2 separate regions of the Mus musculus genome follow, and region 1 is linked to region 2. Evidence: chromatin contacts called from ENCODE Hi-C or POLR2A ChIA-PET data. All regions are on one chromosome and are shown on one strand. The core of a region is the stretch at or near the end of the contact, and the rest is flanking DNA. Distances in the headings are between cores, read along the strand shown. Region 1 holds the start of Cdc25a (cell division cycle 25A). Region 2 holds the start of Ndufaf3 (NADH:ubiquinone oxidoreductase complex assembly factor 3).

Evidence for each region. A loop is a pair of places that touch in the nucleus more often than their neighbours do. ChIA-PET counts read pairs that join two places held with the same protein, here RNA polymerase II (POLR2A).
Region 1: a loop to region 2 is called in a map of T-helper 1 cell, with 4 times the contacts of the local background. The contact joins the promoter of Cdc25a here to the promoter of Ndufaf3 in region 2. A Hi-C loop is called at or near these places in 1 of 37 maps with a recorded cell type or tissue (T-helper 1 cell). POLR2A ChIA-PET finds 5 or more read pairs at or near these places in 1 of 5 experiments (embryonic stem cell).

Annotation. Positions count from the first base shown.
Region 1 is chr9:109,872,394-109,877,283 of GRCm38, reverse strand. It overlaps Cdc25a (cell division cycle 25A), which reads right to left and starts at 1,705. Exons shown (of 15, transcript NM_007658.3): 1 at 1,125-1,705; 2 at 50-123. The coding sequence starts at 1,294.
Region 2 is chr9:108,565,079-108,569,918 of GRCm38, reverse strand. It overlaps Ndufaf3 (NADH:ubiquinone oxidoreductase complex assembly factor 3), which reads left to right and starts at 2,483. Exons shown (of 5, transcript NM_023247.2): 1 at 2,483-3,068; 2 at 3,168-3,363; 3 at 3,512-3,578; 4 at 3,660-3,760; 5 at 3,844-4,332. The coding sequence starts at 2,992. The coding sequence ends at 3,960. It overlaps Mir191 (microRNA 191), which reads right to left and starts at 1,600; the gene lies at 1,527-1,600. It overlaps Impdh2 (inosine monophosphate dehydrogenase 2), which reads right to left. Exons shown (of 14, transcript NM_011830.5): 12 at 4,674-4,817; 13 at 4,509-4,592; 14 at 4,342-4,421. The coding sequence ends at 4,400. It overlaps Dalrd3 (DALR anticodon binding domain containing 3), which reads right to left and starts at 27. Exons shown (of 12, transcript NM_026378.3): 1 at 1-27. The coding sequence starts at 8. It also overlaps Mir425.

The sequences.
Region 1 (4,890 bases), core at 456-2,955, 1.3 Mb before region 2:
AACACACACGAGCACATACATAGACACACATGAACAGTAATGGCAATACCTGAATCGGTCGATTCTGAGGAGCCCATTCTCTGTAGACTGCTGTTATTTCTCACTTCCATTTTCTCACAGTCACTGAAACCAAGAGAGGCACCTCCACATGAGCAATTTCTAGCACATGATTAAAAAAAAGGTGACATACAGGCCACGAAGTAGCCAGGCTGCCACAAACCATCTTTGAGAGACCAAGCCAAGGACACCCCACTTGGCCACCCAGAATACCCCAGTTGGCATTTAAACAAAGAAAGGAGTGAGTGGTTTGGCCTTGGGCCACATTGTCAGACAGGCCTGTGGCAAGGGCTGGGTTTCCTTAAAGGAGAGCCTCAGTCTGAGGTTCTGAGTGAGCCAGGAGTAAGGGCAAAGGTGACTAGGCCAGGAGTCCCAGCTTTTCAGGGTTTGCAAAAGTTGTAAGACAAGTTTAGGAGGCGAAATACCCAACATCGAAGGAAAAGCAACTTCACTAAAAATAGTGTTAAGCATTTTTGTTAGTGATAGTGGTGTAGGACTACAAAGTCCTCGAAGATTTCCAATATGGAAAAGTTAGGTAAAAAGTGATAGCTTAAAAAAGGTAGTAGATGGGTAGATACAAGAAACGTGCCGGCCAGGTGGCTGCATAGATTTTACACAAATGCAAGAAAAGAAAATGCCACGTCCCTTTGTTGAGAAGGAACAAAGCTTACAGGAAACTAAGATCCGGCGCGGGTGGTTCAGCAAAGAGGGCCTAGGAGGACCCATTCTCACCCTCCCTCCCAACCCCCATAAGGGTAGATTCCAAAGACTTTTCTGGAATAGAGACAGCGTAGAGAGAAATCTGAAAGGGGTGAACAAGACAGGATGCCCAGCAGGCTTCCTCGATCTCCGCGGTCTGGCTCTTGGCTGAGGATAGCCCTGGACTATCCGAACGGCCTCTCCCGCCCAACATTCCGCCCGGGAGGGAGGGTGCACATGGCGGGCCCTAGCCAGGCCATTCCGGGTCGGAGCATCAGAACCAAGTGGACAGACTCTGTTTCCTGCTGGATCATCCCGAGGGCCGACCAGAGGCCAGCGGCCTGGGGCATCGCTCGCTGGTCTCTCACCTGCCCAGTCCTTCCAGCTGGTCCATGGTGACCGTCAGGTTGGTGACAGGGGACAGTCCGCCAGCAGCTGACGCGCCAAACAGCATCTTCCCCGTGGGCTGCGGCGCAGGCGTGGGGCTGCAAGCGAAGAACAGGCGGCGGCGGTGGGGGGGCTCCGGGCCCAGTTCCATGGCGCCGCCGGGCCTGCCCGGACTCCCGCTCCGTCTTCCTCCGCCTCCGCTGCGCCGGGCCCCGCCCCGCTGGCACCGGCTTCAGCCGCGTGCCACGCCACCAGCGCCCGCGGGTCAAACACAAACACGACCCCGCGGTTCAGAGACGCGGCCGCCACGGGCAGCGGCGCGGACCGGCGAGCGTAGGGGACTCGGCAGGCGCCAGGCACAAGCACCGGTGCTTCCCTCTCTGTCCCGCGAGGCCCGCAGGCGGGCGGGCGCCTGCAACCTCAAGATTAAATCCAAACAAACTCCGTGGAGGAAGAGTCTTGAGACCACCGCTCCGACTAACTCGCCTCACTTTTTTTCTCCCTCCTTGCTCCGTAGCCGGCTCGCAGAGAAGGAACCTTCACTTCCCTCACCACCAAAGTGGCCTTAGCGTTAATTGCTGCACACTCAGGATAGCCGCCGCCCCGCCCCTTTCCTAGTTGGCGCCAAACGGAATTCACCAATCAGGAAGCAAACTTCTCCTCGCTCCCGAATGACAGCTGAGCCGGACCAATGAGAAGGAAAGGAGGAAGCGTCTCGTGGGCCTCCTCGAGGTCACGCCCTCTCTCGGTGGGGGCGAAGCCTGAAGAGTTGGGAGGTGGCTGAAATGAGAAAGGAGTCAATGAAACTTTCTGTGGGGGCGCTAGTCCCTACCGAAAGGCCCCGCTCTTTTTCAGTTGCATGCTGGGTAGTGTAGTTCCTACAGCGTGTGCTACACACCTGTCTGAGCTACTGAGCATAGTGCTGTGCACTTTTTTTTTTTTTTTTTTTTTTTTTTTTTTTTTTTTTAGGAGACAGAGAGACTAGGGAAGGCCATCTGGACCAGGCGTTGGCTCTTCTCTAACTGTGTGGTACAGTACCATGGATCCTGGATCCCTCTTTTCCTTCACAGGACTTCAGGCTCTGATTTTGTCTTTCTTTTTTTCTTTTTCGAGACTGGGTTTCTCTGTGTAGCCCTAGCTGTCCTCGAACCCGCTCTGTAGACCAGTCTGGCCTCGAATTCAGATCGATCTGCCTCTGTCTCTGCCTCTCGAATGCTGAAATTAAAGGCATGTGCCACCATTCCTGCTCCAGACTCTGATTAATTAATTTAATTAATTTTTGAAATAGGGACTTTTTTTTTTAATAGCCCGGGCTGAAACAGGAGTAGTTGAGAGCTATGATCCACAGATAGCAAGCAGAGAGAAGGGGGTGGGGGGAGGTGGGATGGAGAAAGGAAGAGGGAGAGGGAGGGAGGGAGGGAGGGAGGGAGGGAGGAAGAGAGAGAGAGAGAGAGAGAGAGAGAGAGAGAGAGAGAGAGAGAGAGAGAGAGAGACTTTGCCTGGTGTGGGTTTTTAAGAACTCAAAACCCACTCCCATCTACACACCTGTTCCAACAAGGCCACACCTTCTCTAAAATCCCTCCCAAACAGTTGGGGATCAAGCATTCAATCATATGAGCCCATGGGAGCCATTCAAATCACTGTAAAAGTACTAGGCAACATTTAGTGTTTATGTACATGACAGTGTTTCATGTGTGATAACTCTACTAGTGTACTTAATCTTTACAAGTCTTACATCACAAAAATAATTCCAGGAGGGACCAGAGTGAAGGGAAGGTAGTTACTTTATTCACTATTTAGATGAATAACCATTATATCACAAGACATGGTTATGGGCTTCTTAAGTATCTTCACTATGGCCATATTTGTGATTCCATATATTTTTCTTTTGAGACAGGGTCCCGTGCAGTCAGGCTGGCTTTGGACTCTCTATAGTCAAGGATGGCCTTGAATTTGATCTCCCAGTTCACCACTGAACTTAGTTTTGTGCTTGTTAGGTAAACACTTCTAAGTAAGCTACATCCCACCCTACCCCCATTGAGCTTCCCCAGTTACATTGCTCAAAGGATGTAATTTGAGCTGGGGAAGGTGAGAAATACCTGCAACTACAGAATGTGGGAGTTGGAAGCAGAAATTTAAAGTCACCTTCAGCTGCACAGGGAGTTCTAGGCCAGGTGGGGCTACTTAAGGCCCTTCTCAAAAAACAAGCAACACCAAAAAAAAAAAAAAAAAAAAAATGTAAAGCGGGGCGTGGTGGCGCACTCCTTTAGTCCCAGCACTCGAGAGGCAGAGGCAGGCGGATTTCTGAGTTCGAGGCCAGCCTGGTCTACAAAGTGAGTTCCAGGACAGCCAGGGCTATACAGAGAAACCCTGTCTCGAAAAACCAAAAAACAAAAAAAAAAAACAAAAAAACAAAAAAACAAAAAAAAGAAAAGAAAAGAAAAGAAAACAACAACAACAACAAACCTAAGCAACAACAACATTAAAAAAAAAGTCTTGGAGCTGATAAGATGTCTCAACAGGTGAAGATGCCTGTGAGCCAAACCTGATCTTTATTTTTCGAGACAGGGTTTCTCTGTATCGCCCTGGCTGTCCTGGAACTCACTCTGTAGACCAGGCTGGCCTCGAACTCAGAAATCCCCCTGCCTCTGCTTCCTTAGTACTAGGATTAAAAGTGCGCACAACCACTGCCCCATCAATGTGTAAAGATCAAACAAAATTGAAGTAACACGATATGAGTTGGCTTGCTTATTTCTCTTAAAGGTTTTCTCTTGTAAACGAAGTTGCAAGGGAGCTTGTACAAGGCCACAAACTTTCTGGCCCTGAGTAAGCAGAGCTGCTATTTCAGTGTTCTTCATATTTGTTGCTTGTTAGTGGTACTGAGGGTGAGTTTATTTTTAAGAGTTTTTATTATTATTTATGTATGTATATGTGTGTCTGTGTATGTGCAAGTGCCTGATAAAGCCAGATGCATGTCCCATCCCTCAGAGCTCCCATTACAGGTAGTTCACAGCGACCTGATATTTGTGCTAGGTGTTGAACTTGGGTCCTCTGTAGAAACAGTACCTGCCCTTAACCCCTGAGCCATCTCTGCTGTGGTGGACAGTCTTTTCAGACAGAGTTTCTTGTATCCCAGTCCCTGGCCTCATGGCCTAAAATAGTTTTGAACTCTGGTTTTATGGATGCCTGTTCCCAAGAGCAGGGACTATAGGAATGTGCCACCATCTCCAATGTAGACTGGGGTCACACAAAAATAATATAGACACTATCTCAACCTAGCTGTCTTGCTTTTTTTCCCCACACATCATATATATTAGAGATGGTTTGATTTCAGCAGATAAGTGGCTAACAGTTTGGAAAGACAGATTGTTTTTGTTTCATGCTAATTTGATCGGAGGTCACATGCTAAACTCTACATTCCACTGAGCTGCCTTCCCAATCCAGCTCAAAGAAAAGGGTTGGTTTGTTTTGTTTTTGTTTTTCAAAGGGTCTTGATATGGAGTTCTGGCTCCTTTAGAAGTTATGTAAAGCAGGCTGGCCTAGAACTCACAGAAATTCACCTACCTCTGCCTCTGTAGTGCTTGCACTAAAGGAATGGTCCACCACAAGCAGGTTTTAAAAGTTCACAGTTTTGAATTAGGCAGAGTGGCGTCCACCTGCAGTCTGAGCACTTGGGAGGTAGAAGGGGGAACTAGGAGAATAATGCATTTGAAGTCACCCTGGGCTATACAGTAAGCCCAAGAGACC
Region 2 (4,840 bases), core at 1,234-3,733:
GTCGCCATGGCGACCGGAAGACTAAATGGAACAGGAAGTAAGTTATCCGTAGAGCTTCCGGGAGGTCCGCCTGGCGGGGGCGGGGATCCGGCCGTGGACTCTCCTGAATGGACCAGAGCGATCGAGCATGCCAAGTGAGCTTACATTCTACCCACGCCTCCAGCTCTCCCTCCCGATGGCCTTTCCTGTATTCATGAGCCCTAACCTCCAAATTTGAGGGTCCATTTTTCCTCCTTTTTAAAAAAATCGTCACCCCGAATTATTACTTTGATAACGGATCTTTGTTACCAGGCAAGACACTTTGCCACCAAAGTTTCACATCTTTGTGTTTATGTCTCTTTTTTCTTTTTCTGCCCCATTTAAACAAATTAAAGGCCAGACGCACGAGACGAAATGTCAAAGGAATAAGGCTGTACCATTAATGACACTTTGTTTTTCAAGACAGGGTTTCACTGTGTAGCCATGGCTGTCCTGGAACTCTTTGTAGACCAGAAAGTCCTTGAACTCAGAAATCCACCTGCCTCTGCCTCCTGAGTACTGGGATTAAAGGTGTGTGCCACCACTCGTGTCTTCCATTAAAGACTCTTTACCGCCTACTTGGAAAAGTAACGAAACAAAGCAAAATTTGAGTTCTGATTATTGGTACGCCTTTCCTCGGCTGCGGTATGGAATGTCTTTATTCCCAGTAAAAGCCCAATCGGATAGAATTGCCCATCTTGATACCCGAGGAATTAGTCATCATGATTCCAGGATTACCAGCCTTTAATGTTTTTCCTTTAAACTGGTGTTACCGGCACCTTTGGTTCTTTAGGCAACTGGTCAGTTTAAGACAAATGTGATGATGAGAAGACCCAAATAAGCAGAGCTCTCAGGTAGAGCAAGCTGCAGGTGAGCTTTTCTATGTCCAAACTCTTTCGTTTCCAAGTAACGTGAAACTCCACTTCCCCCAGTAATGAATGAATCCAACCGGTGAACTTTGCTCCGGAGAGGAGTGACATCTAGAGATAGGAAAAGTTCGGGAAGGCCGGGGCTATGAGGCCCTGTTTGGGAGGTGCCGAAAGAGCACTGGGCGGACACGACATTCCCGATGGCTTCTTGGGTGCCCACTCAACGGGAGTGATCGTGTCATTCCAAAGCACTTTCCATGCTGTGGTGTGGGTTCAGCTGCTAGCAGGGCTGGGACCCACCAGCAAGTTGGTGATTTTAGCTACTCTCCCTCCATGAAGACGGTTGGGGTGGGTTTTCCCCAGGAAGTGAAGATCTATCTTTAGCGAGCTGCGGGCTGGGCGGCCTTGTGGGACTCACCGCCATTGCGGCCCTTCAGAGAGAGGACCCAGGACCTCCCTGGTCAGAGTTCTCCAGGGATTCCAGACAGGGCCATCAGCCCGAGCTTTTTTCGTCGCCTCTGACTGCCACCATCAGTCTGGGGGTGCACCTGAGAGATGGAGATCAGAATGGCCCAGTAGTGTAGTGTTTCTGAGAATAGAGACCACATTATCTGGGCCAGGGCGCTGCTCAGGCAGGAGAGCAGGGAACGAAATCCAAGTGCAGCTGGAATGCTCTGGAGACAACAGCTGCTTTTGGGATTCCGTTGCCCGCTGTCCAGCCATTGGAGGAGGGCTCTTGCTCCCAGGTCACTCGCCCTGAGGCCAAACCGGAACCCGCCCATCCCTTCCCAGTGGGCTGAGTAGGAAGGAGTAGGTGTTTTAAACCAGTCTAGTGAGAATGAGACGCTCACCTGGGCCCCAGAACAATAGAAGGTGGGGGCATCCCCCGGGACGAGGTCCTGATCCGGATTAGATCAGAAGGGCTGGATTAGCCCTGTGAGTCCCAAGCAGGAGCCACTTGTACCGGGCAGGCTTCGGAATCCGTCAAGAGGGAAGCGATTCCGTGAGACCCGAGAGGAAGTAAACCCATGTGTCCACTTCTGGGACTCCCCAAAGCTTAGGACCTTTTGTCTGGTGACGGTGCCAGCTCATGAAGTGCCAGGGGCCAAACTGGCCCACATAGCAGCGGCAGGACAGCCTCCCCCCAAGCCCATTGCAACCGGCCCTGCAAAGAACCCCACAGCCAAGCCCCATTTGTGTCAAGCATCCCACCCGTCTAGTCCAGCGGATAGAGAACGCGACAAAGTTCCTCTGAGGCCAGGACAGAACCGGTGCGCAGAGATGCCCATGCCGCGGGACGCCAAGGACTCATGCGCCAGTAGGCCCTAGACTCAGCTCAAGACAGGGGGAGGGAGACTCTCGGTACGCGCGCGCAGAGCGCGCAAGGGCGGGGTGGTGCTCCAGGCGCGGTCTACTTCACGTCTGGTCCGGTTTGGCCCAGTCAGTCCCACTCGAACAGCTACTCCAGCACTGCCACGGCGTGCCCTTCCGCTGGCTCTAGCTGTCCCCAGACTTGGAGCCATTTTAAGGAGAAACCATCTGGCCACACCCCCTCGCGCTGCCGGGAAGCCAATCCATGCTCGGCCACGCCTCTCATGGAGCGCTGCGCCGTCGCCAACGGTCGCGCTGGTGACGGTTGGGGAAAGCAGCGATTTCGAGACTAGCTAGGGAAATTTTAGCCATCTGCCCCGCCCCCGGAGCCCGATTCTCCAAAGCCTGGGATTAAGGGCCTGGAGGCTGGCACCACACCCTGGCCAGGTGTTCATAACAGGACCAGGTGCGCAGCTGCCCCGCCCTGGTCCCTGGGAGCCCGAATAATGGCTGAGAATCCCAGGAACAGGCCGCGGCAGTGGCCTAAACAATACCCTTAGGGCGCCCGTACTAGCAGGTGTTTTTCCCCCTCCTCCTTAGGGACTGTCGCTGGAGGCATGGGGCGGGGTGGGCGACAGGTGCTGACACACCCGCATGGGGAGACAGAGGCTCTGCATTGGCCTACTGCGCCGTTCAAGGTGCGCGGTGCCCTCCGGGACGCAAGGGGCGCTGTGGCTACTTTGAGACAGACAACTCTGTCCCTACGACCGGGTCGTTAAGCGCCGTTGCAGCCATGGCTACTGCTCTAGGATTTCGCTGCCTTTTCCGAACGCGACCTGCGCCGCTCTGTCGGCACGTCGACCGGCTGTGGTGAGCATCCCCTGTCCAGCCTCTGACCACTTGGCCTCGGACCTTTCAATCCCGCATAGTCCGGCCGGGCCACGACTTCCTGACTTTAGCCCTCCGCAGGAGGAACCCGCGTCGGGGACACCGGCTTTCTCCGGCGGACGATGAGTTATACCAGCGGACTCGCATCTCACTGCTGCAAAGCGAGTTCCCTCAGGCCGTGTACATCGACAGCTACAGTAGCAGAGGCTTCACTATCTGCGGAAATCGCGTGTTTGGCCCTTGCGTGCTGCTCCCACAGACGGTGGTCCAGTGGAACGTGAGCCTTCTCCCCTACATTGAAATTTAAATAGCGCCAGAAGCCACTCCCTCCTAGCAAATTTAGCTTTATTTTGTTGCCTATTAGTGTCGCTGTGAGTAAAGGCTGTATAGATTTGATGTGTTGAATGGCCTCTGCTACCATACAGGTGGGATCTCATCAGGATATCACTGAAGAGAGCTTCTCCCTTTTCTGGATGCTGGAACCTAGGATAGGTATGGGGCAGTGGGTAGCACTGGGTCCTAAGTGACCACCTCTCTATCAGACCCTCATCGTTTGGTTGTCTCCACCCTTAGAGATTGTTGTGGTGGGCACTGGAAACAAGACTGAGCGGCTGCACCCTCAAGTACTACAGGCCATGAGGCAGCGGGGAATTGCTGTGGAGGTCCAGGACACGGTAGGTCGTTGGACGTGACAAGTCCACCTAGTTCAAGCCTACTCAGCCCAGGCATGCTAATTCTCATGCTGTTCTCCTTGCAGCCCAATGCCTGTGCCACTTTCAACTTCCTGTGCCACGAAGGTCGAGTGACAGGAGCTGCCCTCATTCCCCCTCCTGGAGAGACTGCACTGGCTTCTTTGGGTCAAGCCTCAGAATGACACATCAGGAACCATCAAGGAGGGCACTGCATGCTCTCAACGCTTTCTCCACACTTGTCATGCTCACCCAGGATAATAATTTATACTCCTCTTACATATTTTTGTTGCTCAGTTTGGCTGCTGACGGGAAGGGGGACGGGAATGACTAAGGGTTGTTTTCACCCAGACAATGTAGGATATTCCCTGGTCCCTTAAAGGCTAGGAGGCAGATTTGAGGAGACCCCAATAGCTTTCCCAACTTCTTTAGAAGTAGAACTACAGGTCCATGAAGTCCACAGGGCATGGCCCAAGGCTCTGTCACAAATGAGACTATGCTATGAACATGTGTGATGGTGGGGACCACAAAAACTGCAAGTGCCCATTGAACTCAAAGATCAGTTGTCACTTTTTTTTTCCCAAACTTTTATTGAAAAATTCAAGGCATATACTGGATCTGTTTTCAGAAAAGCCGTTTCTCGTACCTGTAGGGAGAAACCATCTTGAGTTTAGGAGGAAGGAGAATGTCTGAGGCTGGCACAAGCTTCCACCCAAGCATAGGGGCTACTTACGAATGGAGGCTGTGGACGCCACCTTCCACCTGAGCAGAGGATGTCCTCTTCTCAAATTTAAGCTCCCCCGAGTACATCATGGCTCTGTGGAGAAGCAGGTATTAGATGCAGATGCAGACAGTAGCTGGCCGCACACCACTCCTATCCCCAGCTACCCAAGCTTACCTGACTTGGGTTAAACTCTTGGCACCAATGTCCTGACAGGAATGCTGGATGCCAGCAATCAGGTAAGGAACGAACTTGTGGATAGACCCCTTGTCCTGCACTGCCCCTGAAACTCCTTGGGCCACTTTGATTTTGTCAGCTTCACTGTTAGATGAGGTAGAGACATG